Linked DNA regions of Homo sapiens: region 1 is linked to region 2. Evidence: chromatin loops called from intact Hi-C (ENCODE). Cell type or tissue: Caco-2. All regions are shown on one strand. Each heading gives the region's core, and the rest is flanking DNA. Links, peaks and the distances in the headings are about the cores only. Region 1 overlaps MSRB3 (methionine sulfoxide reductase B3). Region 2 overlaps MSRB3 (methionine sulfoxide reductase B3).

Region 1 (10,108 bases), core at 661-8,660, 50 kb before region 2:
TCCTCCAAGCATATAGAAAGGAGGTTCAGTGTAGATATAAACGTTTGTTAGTTTCAGGAAAGAAAAGCTCAAGCTTCATAGTGTTAAATTTCTCTATGAAATAGGAGGCAAGATGATTGTTCAAAAAGAAAATGGTGGTAGAAAAGGGGATTTGAGAAAAGTGATAAAGACACAGAAGGACTGCAGAATAGTGCCAAGGGGCAACCTGAAATTGAAGACCATAAATCTTTAGTGGCAATTATCCCATAATTATACTCTTTCCTCCAGCAGGGCCATGCAGCCTGTGTGAAGGAGCTACAACTGAAAGCAGATGGTTGAGGATTTTTCCGGGGAATTTAGCATAAGGAAAACAAATCCAGGACCCAGAGAGCACTGGCAAAGGTGAAAAATGGTCACCATAGAGTCTAGGATGGATGGGCAGGGAAGTAAAATGATGAAGTACATAACAGACTGGGAAGAAAGGGAAGGGATCGGGACATGGAGGTTGAAGACACTCAGTTGTTGATTGGACGGTCCACATGGTCACTGAAATCACACGTGAGGATAGCAAGAATTAGAGTGGAAAACTAAAATCCTCAATAAATGAAGGGCATTACCAGGGAGCTAATAAATCACAGCAATGATGAAAGTTAATAAGTGGCTGTGTAAGGAGTTCTTACATGAGAAAGGAAAAGTGAGGTTCTGAAGGAGGTAATGAAGAGTTATTGCTTGTACTCTTGCAGCTGCAAGAGGGACCTTGGGAGAGAAACAAGTCTCAATTAAAAAAAAATGAAGAAAACATTTTGTGAAGAGATTTGAGGATAAAAAAGAATGTATTTACAATGGAATCACAGCTCCAAAGAGCACAGTAGAAATGACTGTGAGGATAGTAAGAAAGAATCATGCATAGGAAGCTATGGGGTAATATAAGGGCAGGAGAGAGGAACACCACAGGATGGTTATGTACAGTTGAAGGGTGAGACTTCTGCAGAGCACATTTTGCTGGATACTCCACACAATGCTGATCAATTTACCCATAACAATGAAGACATGAAAAAGGGCATGGCCCCAGATATGTCATTAACATCATTATTTACGAGGAGGAAGAAGCCATCCCTTAAGAGCTCATGGATTAATAAACAAGGTAGAAGAAAAGAGGGAGGCATATTTGTACCAGTGCTCTCTTGCTTTTTGCTCACAATATTCAAATTAAAAAGCTTTTCTCTTCTCTTCTCTTCTTTTCTTTTGACAGGGTCTCACTCTGTCACCCAGGCTAGAGTGCAGCGAACGATCATGGCGCACTGCAGCCTTGACCTCCCTGGGCTCAGGTGATCCTCCCACCTCAGCCTTCTGAGTAACTGGGACTACAGGCACCCACCACCATGTCTGGCTAATTTTTGTATGTTCTTGGAGAGACGGGTTCTCACTATGTTGCCCAGGCTGGTCTTGAACTCCTGGGCTCAAGCCATCCGCCACCTCAGGCCCCCAAAGTGCTAGGATTACAGGCATGAGGCACTGCGCTTGGCTTCTTTTCTTTTATAAAAGTGCCTGGATAAAAAGCTGCTCAATTTAGTTGAATTACACAAGTGGATTTAGATAAAATAATCATTAATTTCTCAAACTATTTCAAGAACCATTTTGAGATAACACTGAAACACAGTCCCATCTGATAAAGTGGTGCACTCTGGGCAGTGCACAAGGAACCTGGTGGAAGAAACAAGTGGGAGCTGAACTCCGGATCCTGTTCCCCTCACTGCCAGGGCTGTGTACCTGCCTTGACCCACAGGAGTCATTTAGCTGCAGTGTGGGCAGGGGTGTGGGGGTGGGAAGGAGAGGACCCTTTTTCTCATTCATTGGCCCAAACACAACGTCATTTTCTGGTGGACACAAAAGCACTGTAGAGAATAACAGAGACCCTTCCTAAATATACAAATAATCTAGGGGAATGTATTGTCAGTCTTAAAACATTTTTTTTTAAACTTGTTAAATATGTGAACTAATGTTTCTGGATTTCTTCAACAACAGTGAATGCTAATATTTTCCTAAAGAAATAGAAAGATTACAAATTATTAGTTTCTTTCTTAGTCTGTGTAACTAAATTTGATGATTCCATTTAGAACTCAGTCACATTCAAAAACACTTTCATCATATTTTTATACTCTTTGTTGTGAAGAACAATTTTCTTAGTATAAACCCTAAGTAAATACCATAAAAGAAAGAAAAGACTGACATACACTAATTACAATTATTTTTTATTTTTGTAGGAAAAAAAAATCAAGCAACCAACTGGGAAAATATTTCCAGCTTTATGTCTTATCAGCAGCAGCATCATTAATGTATACCAAGCACTTTGCTAAGTGATTTCACTCTATGTTATTTTATTTAATTCTCATAACATTGAGGTAGGCATTATAATTATAAATATTGTTTTACAAATGAGGAAATTGAAGCTCAGAGAGTTTATATTATATGCCCCAAGTTACATAGTGCTTAAAAGACAGAGCCAGGATTCAAATGATGGTCTGTCTGACTCAAGCCCTGCTCTTATTTCCAGCCTCACCAAAGAAAAATAAGTTAATAAGCAATTCACAAAGGAATTATAAACAGTCAATGTACATAAGAATAAAAATATTCAACCTCCCTAGTCATCAAAAATGCAAGTTAAAATAATGAGATTCTACTTTTTACCTATCAGATAGGCAAAGAAAATACAGATAGAAATATTCAGAGCTGGAAAGAAAAAAGATAATAGTAACACTCAGCGACTGTCAGTGTGTCCAAGGGGGAAAAAAAATACTACACACAGTGGTGAAAGGAGAAATTGGCACAATTTTTCTGGAAGGCTATTTCACAGTAAAAGTTAAAAGTCATAAAAATGTGTAGACTCTTTAGCCATTATTTGCATTGATTTTATATTTATTTATTCATGTTGCTGATTTTTTTATTTCCCCTTGTTCATTGCCTTTCATTCTCAAACTATATTCTTTGCTGTGTCAAACTTACTCCCTGAGTGTTTTTAAAATGAGATACTGCTGTTGTACTGTAATCCTGTCACCCATTAGCTCTACAATAGCCTTACATAAATAAACTCAGAATTGAAATAATGAGATAAGACCAAGAAATATCAGGATATATAGTCTATATTAAAGGTGCATGTATCTGTGTAACCAATAATTCTACCCTTTCACTTATGACAAAATTGACATGAAAGGTCTTTGCTACATTAGTCTTTGTAAACTACAAAAACAAAGTAAAATCCTGTGATCCTTTGAATTGCTCTAACATGTTGTTAACTAAGTATCCAGACATGGTAATAACATTTAAAAATTGATGCAATGTGTATTCTGATTTAATCAAAGATGATACTGTTTCTTTAAAATTTAATTTGTATGTATTTAATTTAAAAATACTACTCTTAAAGAAAAAAAAGAACCAGCAAGCTCAAATTTAAGCTACAACATGAAAAGATGCATATCTTAACACGCTAAACCAGGTATCTATTTAATATGTTCCTTCTCAATACTGGATATTTATTGCATGGAAAAGATGCCTATGAAGTATTTGTTTAAGTGTATTTTTAACCATATGATACCTAACAAATTCCTTCTTTTCTCCAAGAGAAAAATTTTAGAAAATGAGTTATAAACTAAATTTAAAGCATACCTATAAAAAAGTTTATCATTCAAAAGAAAAAAGAGTCCACCCTTAATGGAAGCAACATAAAGATCCCAGAATCATGTAAGTTCTCTTTACCAATAACTACTCTTAAAGAATACATGTGTAATGGTGTGTCTTCTGCCTCTAATCCTTTCTGATATCATGAGAGTTGTAAATAAACAATCTGCATATAAAATAACCCAGATATTTGCTATCTAGAACCATTTCTGAAAGAATAGCCAAAGAAGAACTACAGCACAATGAAAAATAAGTCTAAAAAAGGTAAAGACAGGATACAAGAAACAGTAATGAGTAAATAAATAGGTAAAATTAAATAGTTAAGTTTAAACAGGAGTTAACAATGATGCTGTAATGCTTAATGGAATTCTTAAAAAATGATTTTTAAGTAAGTAGAGGCATAATGGGAAACATGCAGGGGTCAGAGACAAAAGTGTACTAAAGTTCTCATGCTGAAATGAAGGAAGTTATAGATATTAATTAATTCCCAATATTTACAGAAAAAATACAAGGTCAAATATGTTTGTTAGAATTAGATGGTAGACAGAATAAACAGAAATAGTATATTTAACATATACCTAGAAGTTTTCTTAAAAGGGCAAAACTTTAATCCAACTAAAGGAAAGAAAAAGACCACAAGGAGGCATAATAAAGAGGAAACAAGATGGCAGAAGTAACACCAAATATATTAGTTTTCACAATAAATATAAGTAAGCAAATGTAAGCAATTAAAAATTAATTCATTTTAATTTTTTTAGTGCTGGGGATAAAAGTAACAGATAAATTTAACGGGCCTCTGTCCCAAAAGAATTCACAGCGTAGCAAATTAAAGAAAGCTATTTTATTTAATTTTGTGGGAGTTTAAATTTAGAAATAATGAAAATTAAAAGCAGATATAATTAAGAGAAGGTAATACATTCTTTTTCCCATACTGGAATTATAAATTCATACATATGGCTTTCCAGAAAATGGTGCTATAAGATATCTAATTAAAGATTAGCTTCAGATTTCTGTCAGAAATCAATACCAGTTTTCCTAACTATGAAAATAGGAATGAATAAATACGCAAATAATAATGAAAATTAAGAGGTGCTGTAACAATGTCGGGTGGCATTGAAGTGATTCCCCTAAGCAGAAACAATCAGAAAAATGTAACCAATTTTTAAAGGGATTTAATAACAGTTCATATAATTTGCCACATATTTTTGCTTTGGTCTTATCCATCCTCCTCCTTCTCCCACCAAATAAAACCCATATCGCTATCCTTTCGGAGACAGGCTGATGTATTTGTTTAAGATGAATGGTATCTTTAGACAAAACAGACTTCCTTCTATTTGCTGTTTTATGTAGTATTTACACATAACCTCAGTGAAGGAGAAAAATGAGGGATTAAAAAGACTTCCTCTAGGTAAATATGACAGAGATTGAATACACATCATTATCTTTGGATAAAAAAGACAGAGCCACTAGAATCAATGGGCAAAACTCCAACATTAATACTTATACATGCCACCTATTTATGCACTTAGAAAACATTTAGAGTTAAACTTTCTAAAATGGCCTGTTTCCAAATGATGAAGATCTGCCTAGCTGTAAGAATAAATTTTAAAAAATTACACACTGACTGAAGTGTTACCCTAATTGAAAACATAATCTTAGATCTTTTATGTTAAACCTAGTAAATATTAACACTTTAATGAATGTATTTAAGAATATCACAAAAGCTATATTTCAGTTAAAATTTGTTTTACATTTATGCTATTTTTGGCTAAAAAGAAGGCACAATTTGATAAGGTAAAACACGACTTCAAGAGGATTATGAATGATATATTTTTCCTATAATATTTTACTAGTTGTAAATTTTAGGGTAGAAACTTAAGATAGAGGTCATTAAAAACAGAATGTGAAAATATTTTAATCTTCTTCAGTCATTAATCATGTCATTTTTACCAGATTGCCCTGCTAAGTTATTTGAAACAGATTAAAACATTTTCTAAACCACAGCTTTCCTGTTTCTGATCATCCTATATAAAGCCATCCTGTTGACTCTTAGTAACAAATGTAGATAACAGATAAATATAGAAGCTTTCATCTTTTTGTTACATAGACTCATTACTTGTATGGTGACACATAATAGATATCAAAATTCATATGAATTGGGAAATATCTTTCGAAAAAATCATGCCAAAAGAGGAAAATTATTAAATCTACCAGTAAGAAGAATAAAATAGAAAAGGCAGTTCCTATCAATCTTTTTATAAAAGATATAATGTCCTTTGAATTTCTACAAAATAAATTAAAGTACTTTGAAAATGCATAAAATATTATTTCTTTAAAACTGGTTACAAAATAGGGATTACATTTAATCACATTTAAGAATATAATCTGTCTTTAAACATTTCCCTCAAAATATACAGCCATGTATAGTAAATAATAAAGCTGATTGTTATCGAGCAGCATATCTCTACATTTAAAATAATTCAGCCGGGGGCAGTGGCTCACGCCTGTAATCCCAACACTTTGGGAGGCCGAGGCGGGTGGATCACCTGAGTTCAGGAGTTCGAGACCAGCCTGGCCAACATGGCGAAACCCCATCTCTACAAAAATACAAAAATTAGTCGGGTGTGGGGGCACATGCCTATAATCCCAGCTACTTGGGAGCTGAGGCAGGAAAATCACTTGAACCAGGGAGGCGGAGGTTGGAGTGAGCCGAGATCATGCCACTGCACTCTAGCCCAGGCGACAGAGTGAGACTCCATCTCAAAAAAAAAAAAAAAAAATTCTACTAACAATGCATCTCTTTGTTCATTTATGTGATTTCCTACTTTAGATAAAAACATCCATTTATTGTTACCCATACCACCAAGAAATTTACAAATACTAAAATACTGTGAACAGTAAATAGCTGTTGAATCAACACTTAAATTAATGGCATAATTAAAGTGACACTGGGATCTGTGATTACTTTTTCCTTAGGTATGTGTAGGCATGCAAGCAAAAAATAATCAAAAGTCTCCCCTGGCCTTGTTAACTACAAAATAAACAGGCTTCAGAAAGAGGCAATCTTCTTTCATACTTATCACAATCATGAAAGACTACCCTACCATTAGTATATTTCTACACCAAGAGTTATTTCTGCTAGGCACTAAACTATTTTACAAATTTTACAGCTAGCTTGTTCAAGGCAATGCACAAAGCTCAATCAGAGTGTGTGATCAACAAACATTTGTGAAATTGAGCACGGGTAAATTAAAATTACAAATTCATGAAATCACATTCATTTTGACGTTAAAATTTCCTTTTTGATTTGTACATTTGATCATAAAAATTTATATCATTTTAATAAAAAATCATAATGTACATATAGTTCTATGAAGTTGCTTCCATATTTGACATAACTATATTTGCTAGTTATAAAATTCTTAAATTGCATAAAATGCATACTAATTTTGCAAAGAAAACTTTTGGAAAAAAATCATATTTCATCATAAATAAATTTAACCTGATTTTAAAACGTTTGGGAGGAAATTTTTATTCACATATATATCCATATATACACACATATATGCATGTATATATATACACGTGTGTGGTGGGGGTGTGTGTATAACATATATGCTGGAAATTATAGGCAATTCTAAGTTCTAGATATGTAGTATTCTTCTACAACCCTGAAAAAATAAAACCATATAGCTAGAAAAAATAAATATATTAGTACATTACTTAAAACAACAAAAAAAGCCCCAACAAATCTAATAAATCAGTAAAAGCCACATATCATCACAATATTTCAAGGGATACTGCTAACTAAACAGGTGGTCGTGATGAAAAAAAATTGAATAAATTCCTAAGTAGTATAATTGAAAAAGCAAATATGTAGATAAAAAGTGATATCAAACAAGCCACAAAATACAAGAAATTTAAACAAATTCCTAAAAAGATAATTCTACTGTATAAATTTAAATGAATTTTAATGCCACTTTCATTCACACTGTAAAAATGTATTTTACTATTACTATATAACAACACAGGGGAAAATAATTTTAATAGACTATTCTAACATAGAAATAAATTTAAATCTAAGAATAAAACTCCAAAGTCTATTTTTGATTGACTGGGGAGGACCTGAGGGTTACTATTTTTGGTAGAAAAACCACTGATAGGCCATAAAACTTGAATCTTTACATTGTTGTTTTGTGTTCCTATGTTCTGCCACAAAATATTTTTGTTGTCATTAAATTTTCTTGTCTCTTTTATCTCTCACCATCTACATATAGCCTTCCATCCACAATGTGAATCATTTAGATGCAAGGTAATATGGTAATATATAGACAGATTTTGTGAAGAAAGGGATGATATTTGTTAGCGTCAAATATTTCACATTGGTTGGAAATGGCAAAACATTATTCTATATGTCATTCATTCACTTATGACTTATTCAATAAACATTATTACATGCTATTGTGTGAAAATATAATGTCAATTATACATCTTAAATATATATCAATTAAGTATGTCTTTAATATTAACAAAAACAAAAGTACAAGTATAATAGAAGTTTACTAATTTGCAACATCGAATACAATATAGGCCATATGGCTATTTAAGTTCTTAATTAAGGAATAATACTTGAATATCTAAAACATAGATATTCAAAATTCACTAAGACTAGCAATCATTAAGCAAAAATTTACTTTAAATGTGTTAATTTTTTACTCCTATCCTGGGAAATTAATGAAAAATCAAAAGAACCTCTTATAAAATGTTCTTAGGATAGTTCTATAACACAAAAGACTCGAAGAAAAATTTATCAAGACATAAGAACTAAAAAGTCATTATCATTTTAAAGGATTTTTACTAGAATATTTTGATACTATAAGCAAATAACTGATAGTTTTGCTACATTTGTACATGTTCCTTAATAAATAAAATACTTTCATACTGGAGCAAGATGTTAAAAATCTTAAGCCTGCAACCAAGTAATGTGCTATAGCAAAATTTTCTACACATTGCAGTTGAATGTAGCTTATTTCTGCCCAGGAATGAGCAAGATATCTCAATTATAATGAATAGCCAAACAATCCTTGTTCTGCTGCCCAAAGAAGGTGACCATGATCATCGATTCATTCCAATTTATAAATATCTATCAGTACAAGGTAAGTACTTTCACCTCCTGTCAAAACCATAGTAAACTGTATTAATTGTATTATGTTAATTTTGATCTATGTTAAAAATAAAGCCTTAGTCTAAAACAAATTATTATAAATTCTCTAGAACCAGTTAACTCTTCCTTATCATTTCTTTGCAACAAATCCTTCATGAATATCTTTCTCAGCAGGAAATTTAATGCTGGGGGAATAAATGCATGTTATTTTAATTAAAATTCTTACAGTACCTTCAAAATCTATTTCTCAACAGACTACTGAATCCGAGTAACTACTTGGAGGGGGAGAAAATTTCTGCAACTACATGTGACTGTGTGAGCAAGTATGTCATGTGGGAATAGGGTGTATGACTAAAAAAGCATAAAACATTGTTTTCATCCCATCAACTCATATTATAGGTTTTTATACTGCATATTGGTTAAGACTCTCGAATCGGACTACTTAGGATCAAATCCCAGTTCTGTCACTTACTAGCTATGTGACCTTGGGCAAATATCTAAACTTCCTGTGCTTTGGTCTATTCATTTATAAGATGGGAATAATAATGTATGGTCTATGCAAATTAGATGAGTTAATAAATATTAAACACTTAGTACAGAGCATATTACATATTAGGCAGAAAATCAATTTTGTAATTGTTTTGCTGTCATTGTCGTTATTATTATTGGCCACAGAGTTAAGTACCAATTCTTTTTCTTTTTGAGACAAGGTCTCACTCTGTCACCTAGGCTGGAGTACAGTGGTGCGATCTTGGCTCACTGCAGCCTCCACCTCCCGGGTTCAAGCAATTCTCCACCTCAGCTTCCCAAGTAGCTGGGATTACAGGGGTGCACCACCACACCTGGTTAATTTTTGCATTTTTAGTAGAGATGGGTTTTCACCATGTTGGCCAGGCTGTTTCGAACTCCTGTACCTCAAGTGATCCAACTGCCTTGGCCAAGCCTGTGGTTTCTAATAGACTCCCAACTATATCAGGACCCCCCAACAAAAATACTCCAGTTCTGGCAAGTTGGTTTACTTACTGTTCCTCAAATACATTTAGCAATTACGTCTCTGTGCCTGACCTTAAGGGGCCCTCTATTTAAAATTATCTTCCTCTTTATTTATATCTATCCATATTCTACCCTTGATTATTTCAGTTCTACCTCCACCGTGCAACTGCCCCAATCAATCACCATACTCTAAAGTAATTCATGTCTTCTAAATTCTTTTAGGACTCCATTGCTGAAACCATTCAAATTACCCTGAACCTACAGATATCTTCATATGTATATATCTCATCTCTTTAA
Region 2 (10,108 bases), core at 1,512-9,511:
AGCAGTGTGATATAATAAGATATGGTTATTCATCCTGTTTCAGATTTCAAGCACTTTCTCAATCTGTAGCTTGAAGTTTTTTTCTAAGTTTGTGAGTTTGAGAAAATTCTTGGCAATTATCTCTTCAAATATTGCTTTCCCATCTTCTTTTCCCTCCCTTTCTGTGGCTCTAATTATATACATGTTATAACTGAAACATATTTCTTATCTATAATTTTTTCTTGCCCTCCTAGCTTCAGTCTGGATATTTTCTACTAACCTGTTTTTTGCTGTTGCTGTCTGCCAGTCCTACTTTCTTGTGTGTCTAATATGCTGTTAAATTCATCTGTTGTGTTTATACTTTCAGTTATTGCATTTTTCAGCCCTAAAACTACTTAACTCTTTACAATAGATTCCAGCTGTCTGGTGAAATTCTCCATCTTGTCATCTATTTTCTTGGATATATTAATCACAGTTATTTTAAAGCCTAACTTAAATATCTGTATATCTGGGCTGTGTATAAACCTGTTTGTTTTGTCAATTTATTTCCCTTGATCCTGTACTTTGGTATGCCTGGTAATTTTTTATGAATGCCAGGCTTTGTGCATGAAAAATTGCACTCCAGATAATTTAATCTTCTTCCAGAGAGGGTTCATCCTATCCTCTGATAGCCAGCTAGACTGGGGAAAGGAGGTGAAAGATCACCTTAATCAATTTGGGGACTGAGCTGACTGGAGGCTGGATTGCAGTTTTTGTTAAGTTTGGTCTATCTTTTGTTTGCCCCCATTACAGTGGTGTGCTGAAGCTTAGGAGAATCTATTGTTATCATTTAAGGAACCTGTTGAGCTAGCTGCTAAACATAGCCATTATTAAAAATAAATTACGTAAATTTATAATTAAATGAATTATATTAAAAACAAAGAAAATAAATATTCAAAATTCATCTCTTCCCAATTATTTAACTACACTTAACTACATTATTTACAACTGTCATATCTGTATTACAGAAATACTGTGTAATGGTGTTACCAAACATCTCTTCCCAACCCCACATTTAGTGATGTCATATCTGTACTTGAAATAGCCCACAGTGGAAGTATCTGCACCACAGAAATCAGAAAATACTAAAAGTCAGTGTTTGATTTATTATTTGTTGATTTAGAGCTAGATTTACCATTCTGTTGGTTGTCTAGATCAGCTGTTCTCAACAAGAGACAATTTTGCCCCAGGGAATATTTGAGAATGTCTGGAGGAATTTTTGTTTGTCACAAGTGCAGAAGAAGTGGGGACAATGCTACTGGCATCTAGTGGAAGGTCAGAGATGCTACTAAACATCCTACAATGTATAGGGCAGCTCCCCGCAACAAAGAATTGTCCATCCCAAAATGTAAATAGAGCTGAGGCTGAGAAACACCTTTCTGTTAGTATGTCTGCCTCTTAGCAGTATGTCTCTGTCTGGAATGTCTGGAATCTTTTTATTTTTATTTTTATTTTTTTGAGACAGAATCTTGCTCTGTCACCCAGGCTGGAATCCAGTGTCACAATCTTGGCTCACTGCAACCTCCGCCTCCCGGGTTCAAGCAATTCTCCTGCTTCAGCCTCCCAAGTAACTGGGACTACTGGTGCATGCCGCCACACCTGGCTAATTTCTTTTGTGTTTTAGTAGAGACAGGGTTTCACCATGTTGCCTAGGCTGGTCTCGAACTCCTGAGCTCAGGCAATCTGCCTACCTCAGCCTTCCAAAGTGCTAGAATTACAGGCATGAGCCACCGCGCCCAGCCTGGAATCTTTACCTCTCTTCTCATGCCTAGAATTGGCAAATGCCTGGAGGAAAAACGTGGACATTTTATCCCAATTTCTTTTATTGATTTTGTTGTTATTTTTCTAGCACTTTGAGATGAAGATTTAGTTTCATTATTTTTAATCGTTCTTATATTTGATAATAAAAAGGCTCGACTATGAATTTTTCTTCTAATGTAGCTTTGGGTGGTTGATCCTATTTTTTGTGACTTTTTGCTCTATTTACTGTTTTGTTGTTAAAGGTCCTAGCCATAGACGTCGTCATCACTCCCTTAGGTGAGACAGGTACAACTTTACAGTTGCAAGCAATGCTATTGTTGTAACAAGCATCTACCAAAAGTAAGTTCCAGGAGTAGTATATTAAAAACAAAGATAATAAATATTCAAAATTCACCACTTCCCAATTATTTAACTACATTTGACTACATTATTTACAACTGTCATATCTGTATTACAGAATACTGTGTAATGGTGCTACCAAACGTCCCTTCCCAAACCGACATTTAGTGATGTCATATCTGTACTTGAAATAGCCCACAGCAGAAGCATTTGCACCACAGAAATCAGAAAATACAAAAAAAAATTATTCAGAAAACATGGCAGGGAATTAATAATTATGGGAATCCAGTACCAAGTATCTATTTACATTTCCGCCATCTTAGTGTCAACTTGAATCATTTTCAGGCAGGTTATTGCTGTTATTCTTATCAGGATTAAACTGTATTTATTTAACAAATAGTCAAGTACCTAGGATTTGCAAAATCCAATGCCCGTGTAATGGAGTAGAGGTGGGGGCTACAAAAGCCCTATATCATAATCTATTATCTCAAAAAGTTCATAGTTTTGTTGGGGAGAGAGATTTGCAAATGACAAATGTATTAAAACTCTGAGTTACTCATGTAAGTTATATAATTTGGAGAATTTAAAATCCACACTAAAATATTTTTAAATTATTCAACAGAAACCAGAAATATTTTGGATGAGATGGATCACTGTGTCAAATAATATATTATAAAATATGCAATAATGTTGACATCAAAAGCCAGTTATACCGACTTAGTTTTGAGAACTTCAGATTTGCATGCTGTTTATGGCTTACTGTGTACATTTATTTAAAGTGGCAGTTTTCACAAATCTTACTTTATACTTCCAACTTTATATCTTTTCTAGCATGTTTCTGTGATCCTTTCCTTCGATACGGTAGGGTTATGAATTAGAAACAGTTGATGTTATTCTCACTATTAACAGCTGAAAAAAAATGAGATAGAAAGTTAAAATAACTTGACTATGGTTATGCAACAAATTTGTGCTGAAACTTTTTTTTTTTTTTTTTTTTTTTTTTTGATGTAGTCTCACTCTGTCACCAGGCTGGAGTACGGTGGTGTGATCTCGGCTCGCTGCCATCTCTATCTCCCGGGTTCAAGCGATTCTCCTGCCTCAGCCTCCCAAGTAGCTGAGACTACAGGCATGCATCACCATGCCCAGCTGATTTTTGGTTTTTTTTTGTTTTGTTTTGTTTTTTGTTTTTTTTGAGACGGAGTCTCGTTCTGTCGCCCAGGCGGGAGTGCTGTGGCGCGATCTCCGCTCACTGCAAGCTCCGCCTTCCGGGTTCACGCCATTCTCCTGCCTCAGCCTCCCGAGTAGCTGGGACTACAGGCGCCCGCCACTGCGCCCGGCTAATTTTTTGTATTTTTAGTAGAGATGAGGTTTCACCATGTTGGCCAGGATGGTCTTGATCTCTTGACCTCGTGATCCGCCCGCCTCAGCCGCCCAAAGTGCTGAGATTACAGGCGTGAGCCACCGCGCCCAGCCTCTGCTAAAACTTTTAAGACACGATGTTTCCAACTGGTGAGCTGGATGGCTTCTGTATCTTTGTTTGACAATGTTATGTGATGGGTTCTTTATCCACGTGTAAAACACACTGAAGATATCTATCTGATTAAAATTTGTGCAATTCTTAATAACTATTTTTCAATAAAAGAATTATTCATTTACAAAAAAAGCTTTGTGAATTACCTCTGAAGTACTTGCTAAAACTTGCACATTATTTTTTATAAACTGCCTTTAAGTAATTTCAAAGTTTGTAAACTGGAATAATATTAATTTTCTGATTCATGTTTATTCAAACAAGATAAATGTACATGAATTACAGTTAAAAGTTTTCCCTATTATGTTTCCCAGTTTATTCTAACTATCCATTCTAATTCACTGTGAAAAATGTAATCCATTTGGAAAATTAACTGAAGAACTAAGATTGTTATTTAGGTAATACGAGGCAAGGCAAGATTGTTCTTTCCTCACTTTCCTTTCCCCAAATAATACACATACACACACAACTTCACACACCTAGGTATTTTTGTATCTATTGCTTCAGTTCTTTTCCGTGTGTATATAACTTTTTAAAAAGAAAAATGCAGTTATAATTATCTTTGTATATTGTTATACTTTGAGTCATGCCTTGCGATAGTTTTCTAGTTTCTCAAATGGAGTTGTTCTTTCCTTTTCTTATGCCAAGCTTTTATGTTCTTTTCTTTCTTCTAAAGTCATGCTTTGGCTGTGTTTTTACTCCCTGTCTCAAGCAAGTCCTTTTCTTCCAATCCAGCTGTAGTTTTTCTCTGAGTTTTCAGTTGAGTTGAAGATAGAAAAGTAACTGTCTGTATTACAAATACTTTTCCTATAAATCATTGTATGGGGACAAGACAGGAAGGGTCAGTGGGCTGAGAGAAGTCAATTTTATATTCTCTTCAAAATAATATATTACTTACTCAGCTATAACACAACTTTAAGTAAGCCACCACTCAGAACTCTAGTTTATTTCAGAACAGTTTCTTTATACTGGAAAGCTTTCTTCGTTAAAGGATTTTGAATAAGGTGAGAGGCAATTCAAATCTTTTAAAATTCAAGTTAAATGTACTTCGTTAGAGGTTAAGAAACATTTTCTGGAATTATGAGCAATTTCCAGCTAGAGTTCCACAAAAGAAAGCTTAAGTTAAATTCATGTTACTCTCCATAACAGAATTCCACAGTGACTGAAATGGTTGTTAAATATCGTAAGGAGAGTTTTAAAAGGGTTGAGGAGACGGGATTTGAGTAGAGAGGAAAACGGGAAAACTCTTATCTTCTCACTGTGCTCTTACATCCTCCCCCGCCACACACACACACAAAATTGCATCACAGAGGGAAAAGTTCATGTTGAAAGTCTCTTTTAGTGGTGAACAGAATAGCATGCATGAAGTAGCACAGTTGAGTGAACTGTGTGTGGCACTGGACTGGAATTTTCTCAGTGAAAGGGCTTATGTTCTTAAAGAGCTGAAAAATGGCTTAAATTTTCTGGTAGCCTAGAATAAAATTGCACAGGAGGCTCATGTGAAATGTAGCATGTGTGAACAGTCTTGCAGCAGAGTTCCATTTGAAATGTAGCAACACAGCTGGAGCTGTGACTCATCACACTAATATCCACTGTTAACAGACAGACCCTGTCTAATAAAGCCTGTACTTTCTCACATTGTAAGGATTTTTTAGGCTGCTGTGATAGTATGATATGTTCCCAAAACTTGGACAGGCCACTTGTATTTAACATTTGTTGAATACCTGGCATATTCGAGGCATTTTTCTGCATTTAGTTTTTACACCTGTTTGGTGTTATTTACCCCATTTTACAGGTGATGAATCTGAGATCACACATCTGGCCTGATATTCAGCAGGCGCCACTAGCTGCTGTTAGTCAGTGCCTGTTCTGATTGTTTGATAAAGATGAAGGGACACAAAAATTTCCAGTAGTAAGATAGACATTTACAATAGTTCGTGTCAGTTGGCATCAATCTTCTCAAAAAATGTAGAGAGAGGATTTTTTTAAAGAAAAGATTAGTGAAAATTTGGAATGCAGCTATTTGAGAAAATGTGACAGGGAGTCAATAAGTGAAAATAAAATGACCTCCCAGTTTCAATTACTAAAATCCTGCCCACAAATCCAGCTGCTGCCCTAGCTCCCAGATGTTGAATGGCCTGATGACTTCCTGAACATTGGCTCCATTTTCTTGTCAGGATTCCAAGGGACTTCCCTAAGGACAGATAATAACCTGCCTGAAACTGAGTCCTTCTTGATGACCTGCCATGATGGATCTCATTACTTTTGGGCTAGCCCTTCCCACATTGAGACACTTTTCAACTTTCAACTTAAGTACTTAAGTACTGTGACAAACAGATTTTTCAAACAATTGAGAGATGTGTGTGTGTGTGTATGCATGTTTCTGTGTGTTCCATTTGTTCCAACGATGCTAAGTGAAATAACCAGAGTGACTAAAATAAAATATTAAAATTTCATTCTACTATAATTCTTTAACTTTCTTCTTTTTTAAATGTTTGAGTGCTACTATTCTAAATCCATTTGTATACTGGCTGTGTGATCTTCACAAGTTACTTATCCTCTCTCAGTTTCCTCATCTATAAAATGTGTTGCTGTGAAGATTAAATGAGTTCACATATATGAAGCACTAAGAACCATGCCTGACATATGGTAAGTGCTGTAGTAAGTGTTAGCTATTGTTTTAGCATTATTATCATTATCATTAGTGAACCTATAGAAAATGAGCTATTCAGTGGAAGGCCTGCTGAATAAGTGTATACAAAATATTAAAATGTCCTATGTGGTTCCTCAAGGTCTCAAACAAAATTATCAGAAGCTGATTGCACATGCATAGTGTTGAGGTTTATCCGCTAACAAGGAAAAAAAAGAGTTCCCACTGAGGCTGTTAATTAACATCCCTATTTCCTTCTTTTTCCAATCCCAGAATCTATCTTGTGCACTGTTATGGCTTACATCTCATTTTCATCACGCTATTACCTCACTATCTATCTAACAGAGTTCAGATATGCATGTGATCAACAACTACGTATTTGGTGATTATTATGTGCCGGGGCTATAAATATAAATATGACTAAGGTATGGCTTTGCCATTGTGAAATTCACTCCAAGAGGGTAGACAAGCACATAGACAGATAATTATAAAACAAAGTAGAAATTGCAATGATGGAAGCGCATTCAAAGTGCTATGGAGCAGAGATGAGGGACATTCACGTTCACACTAGAAGGATCAGATAGGGCTTTATGGAGGAAAAGATTCCAAGGCTTAAAAGATTTCTAGTAGGAATTTAGATGCCTTCTCTGGCATCCAAGGACTTCCTTAATTGGTCCCCTGTAACTCCCCAGCCATATTTCCCATTACTCCCAACATAACCCACCTTCCCACTCCTATTGGACTAGTGTTCCATATCCTTGAAAAATCCACTTTTGATTCTATCTCTGATTCCTCTTCTCATATGGTATTCTCTACTAGGCATCCTCCACCTGGGAAAAACTGAACCCCTCTCTTGGCCTGGTAAAGTGTGTTCTCATCTCCCCCAAGAAGTCTTGCCTGAGTTTGATGTAGTCATATTCCTTCCTATTACATACAAAAGCATTTCAAACAGGCACATTCAGAGAGACACTAGCATTATTTTGTCATATTTTATAATGGTTTGTTGTGTTTTTCTTACTATGCCAAAAAAGTAAGTACGTTGAGGAAAAAAATATTTCATAAATTTATTTTATTTATTCCACAATACCTAGGAAAGTGTCAACCAAAGCAAAATATAAATGGTCAAAAATACTTTCTGAATTATTTTCCCAGTGTTTTCTTTGGTTTATCTGATGTGCAATAAATTCACTTTATGAAGTTTTAAAAGTTCAAATAACCAGAAGAGAAAACATTCTTACTTCTGTCAGTTAATTTACTAACTGAAAGTCAGTAGTACTATATGAGAAATAAACTAGCTTGGTAAAATTTGTAAATGTGAAGAAAATGTGAACCATGGAATAAATTATACATTAGGTTTATAAGAAGGCTGTGAATGAGGTTCTTGTACTTGGTAAGCAGTAAGAAAGCAGTATATTGTTCAGAGAGGAAATGTATTTAGAGTACAAGTTTGAAAATGAAATGAGAATAATTGAATAGCCTTTTTTGTGAGGAAGTAAAATACACACAGCAGTCAAGTAAATGATGAGGATTATGCTCGTATATGCATGCACACACACATATACTTTAAGTGTGAATAAAATAACAGAAATAGCAGTGGGGGAAATGATCTTTTCTTTTTTTTATTATACTTTAAGTTCTGGGGTACATGTGCACAACGTGCAGGTTTGTTACATATGTATACATGTGCCATGTTGGTGTGCTGCACCCATTAACTTGTCATTTACATTAAATATATCTCCTAATGCTTTCCCTCCCCACTCACCCCACCCCACAACAGGCCCCGGTGTGATTAGATACTTGAAATTCAGCACTCTTCTTATTTCTTCTGTATTATCTATTTCCCTCCCACTAGTATTTCTCATACGGTTCCTCTAGTTAATCTGTTCTGTCTAGTTTTCTACCCTCACTCCTTTCTAACAAACGGAAACTCCACACACTTTTCATACACACACACACACACACACCTCAATTGTTTCCTACACTTTTGTTCAAAGCATAAAACCAATTACCTACAGGGCCCCTGATAGTGACATTAATTTACTAGACTAGTGAGTGGTTTTGAAACTTTTGCTCCTGAACCCCTAAAAGAATTTTGATATTAAAAAATAGACTTTGTGCTCAAATAAAGTTAGAGCCTCTCGCCTCTAAATCCATCTTCTTTGCCTGCTCTGCTAAAATGGGGCTGGGCCCTTTAAATACTTCTTTCTTTGTCAGCCAGCATGAGGTCTAACTTTGCCAGCTGAGGGCACAGGAGACAGACTCCAGGAGCAAAAGCCCTTTCCTTTCTGGTTTCAGGATGCTTGCTTAACAAGCTCCTCTAGTGCTTGCAGCATATTTCACATCCAGATCCCACAGCCCATGCAGTTTCTCTGCTTCCAGGCTTTTGCAATGTGGGCAGCTTCTCTAGTGCCAGGCTCCTGTTATGTGACTGGACTCTCCTGCACCCATCTCCTCCCGTGTACGCAGCTTTTCCAGCAACCAACTCCTGCAGAGCACACAGCTCCTTCTGCACCCAGCTTAGGTAGCATACTCTGCTTTCCAGCTACACGAGTGGCTTCTTCAGTGCCAGGTGCTGCTTTCTGTGCACAGCGATGAGCAGCACCCAGCGGCTAGCAGCTTCCCCTGGCGCTCCGCTCACATGGTTTGGTAGTGGAGCGCCTCCACTGAGATGCCCTGCAAACAGCTTTCCCCAGCATCCCAGAGGGTAAATTTCCAGCAAATTTCAGATTTCAGGAAAGCTCCAGCAAGTTGCACCATCATGGCACCATAACAACTTCTCTGCTGTTTAGTGGCAACAGCCATGCCCTCTCCAACAAGGTCTAGCCCTCAGCCCTGTGTGTACGGAGGGGTGCAGAGGATTCCTAGGGCTATCTATCTCAGTTCCTAGGAGTCATGATTGTTTCTTATGTCTGCTATTCCTGTATTCTTTAGAATTTCTTTTCATTTCTTACTACCCAATCCCTTATTACCACAATCCTCTCTTACAGTTCATAATTCTGTAAACCTTACTGTTCAAAATACTGTGTATTCTGTGTCCTGACTGGGTGCTGACTGATACATGCTTCCTCATATATTTAAATTAAGTTAAAATGTCTTATCAGAAATTTTTTAAATTGCAGAAGATTAATTTTCTGGTGTTTTGTGTACTTTACACATACGTAAAATGTAGATTTGACAAAACCTTAGAGATACATATTTAGATCACTGAGCAGATGAAGTCCACCATATAATTTACAAAGCCAGTCCTCACTGTCAAATTAATCAACCAAATCGGATGTATTCTGTGTCCGAAAAAAAGACTTCCAATTATTTCGTTTTTGTTCATTTGAATAAAGATATGAATACATGTTCTCATGGCAGCCTTCTCACTTAAGTAGGCTAGTAGAAAATGAATGGACAGTCAGCAGATGGAGAGACAGACAAGCAGGCAGACAGGGAGGTGGACTGTGCTGTGCCAGGAGCCTTGCCAAGGTGAAATACGATTTCACTATTTTTTACCAACACTTTTTTAACCTTGCTTTCGAGTCTCTTTAAAGTTGCCGAACTGTCATTTTGTTTGATGCCCTGGAGATTGTACCCCAGGGCAATACATGGTAAGATTTGGGCTGGGTGAAAGGTATGTCATCTTTTGTGAGGTGGGAGAAGGGTGGTCATGATAGAGGAGATGGGAGGAAGACGCAGCCAACCACAGACTCTCAGACATATCAGTTTCAGGAAAGTACACATACAGAAGTTGGCACTAGACCAATGAGCTACTCGACTACATTCTCCAGTGAAGGATACAGCAAGGAATTTTTCCCAAAATAGACAAG

Evidence for each region. Hi-C counts contacts between places; a loop is a spot of excess contacts. Peaks named below come from ENCODE experiments on the same cell type or tissue, not always from the same donor. Only the 100,000 strongest peaks of a DNase experiment are listed, where the experiment ranks them.
Region 1: a loop joins it to region 2, with 1.8 times the contacts of the local background. A loop is called at or near these places in 1 of 110 quality-filtered maps.

Annotation. Positions count from the first base shown.
Region 1 is chr12:65,379,987-65,390,094 of GRCh38, reverse strand. All of the region lies in intron 5 of MSRB3 (methionine sulfoxide reductase B3), which reads right to left. Among named protein-coding and RNA genes, the nearest start is that of MSRB3, 110 kb to the right of the region's middle. In Caco-2, for the core only: no CTCF peak of the experiment used is centred there; no DNase peak of the experiment used is centred there.
Region 2 is chr12:65,330,445-65,340,552 of GRCh38, reverse strand. The region is part of intron 4 of MSRB3 (methionine sulfoxide reductase B3); the gene reads right to left. Among named protein-coding and RNA genes, the nearest start is that of MSRB3, 57 kb to the right of the region's middle. In Caco-2, for the core only: no CTCF peak of the experiment used is centred there; a DNase peak (open chromatin) is centred at 4,952.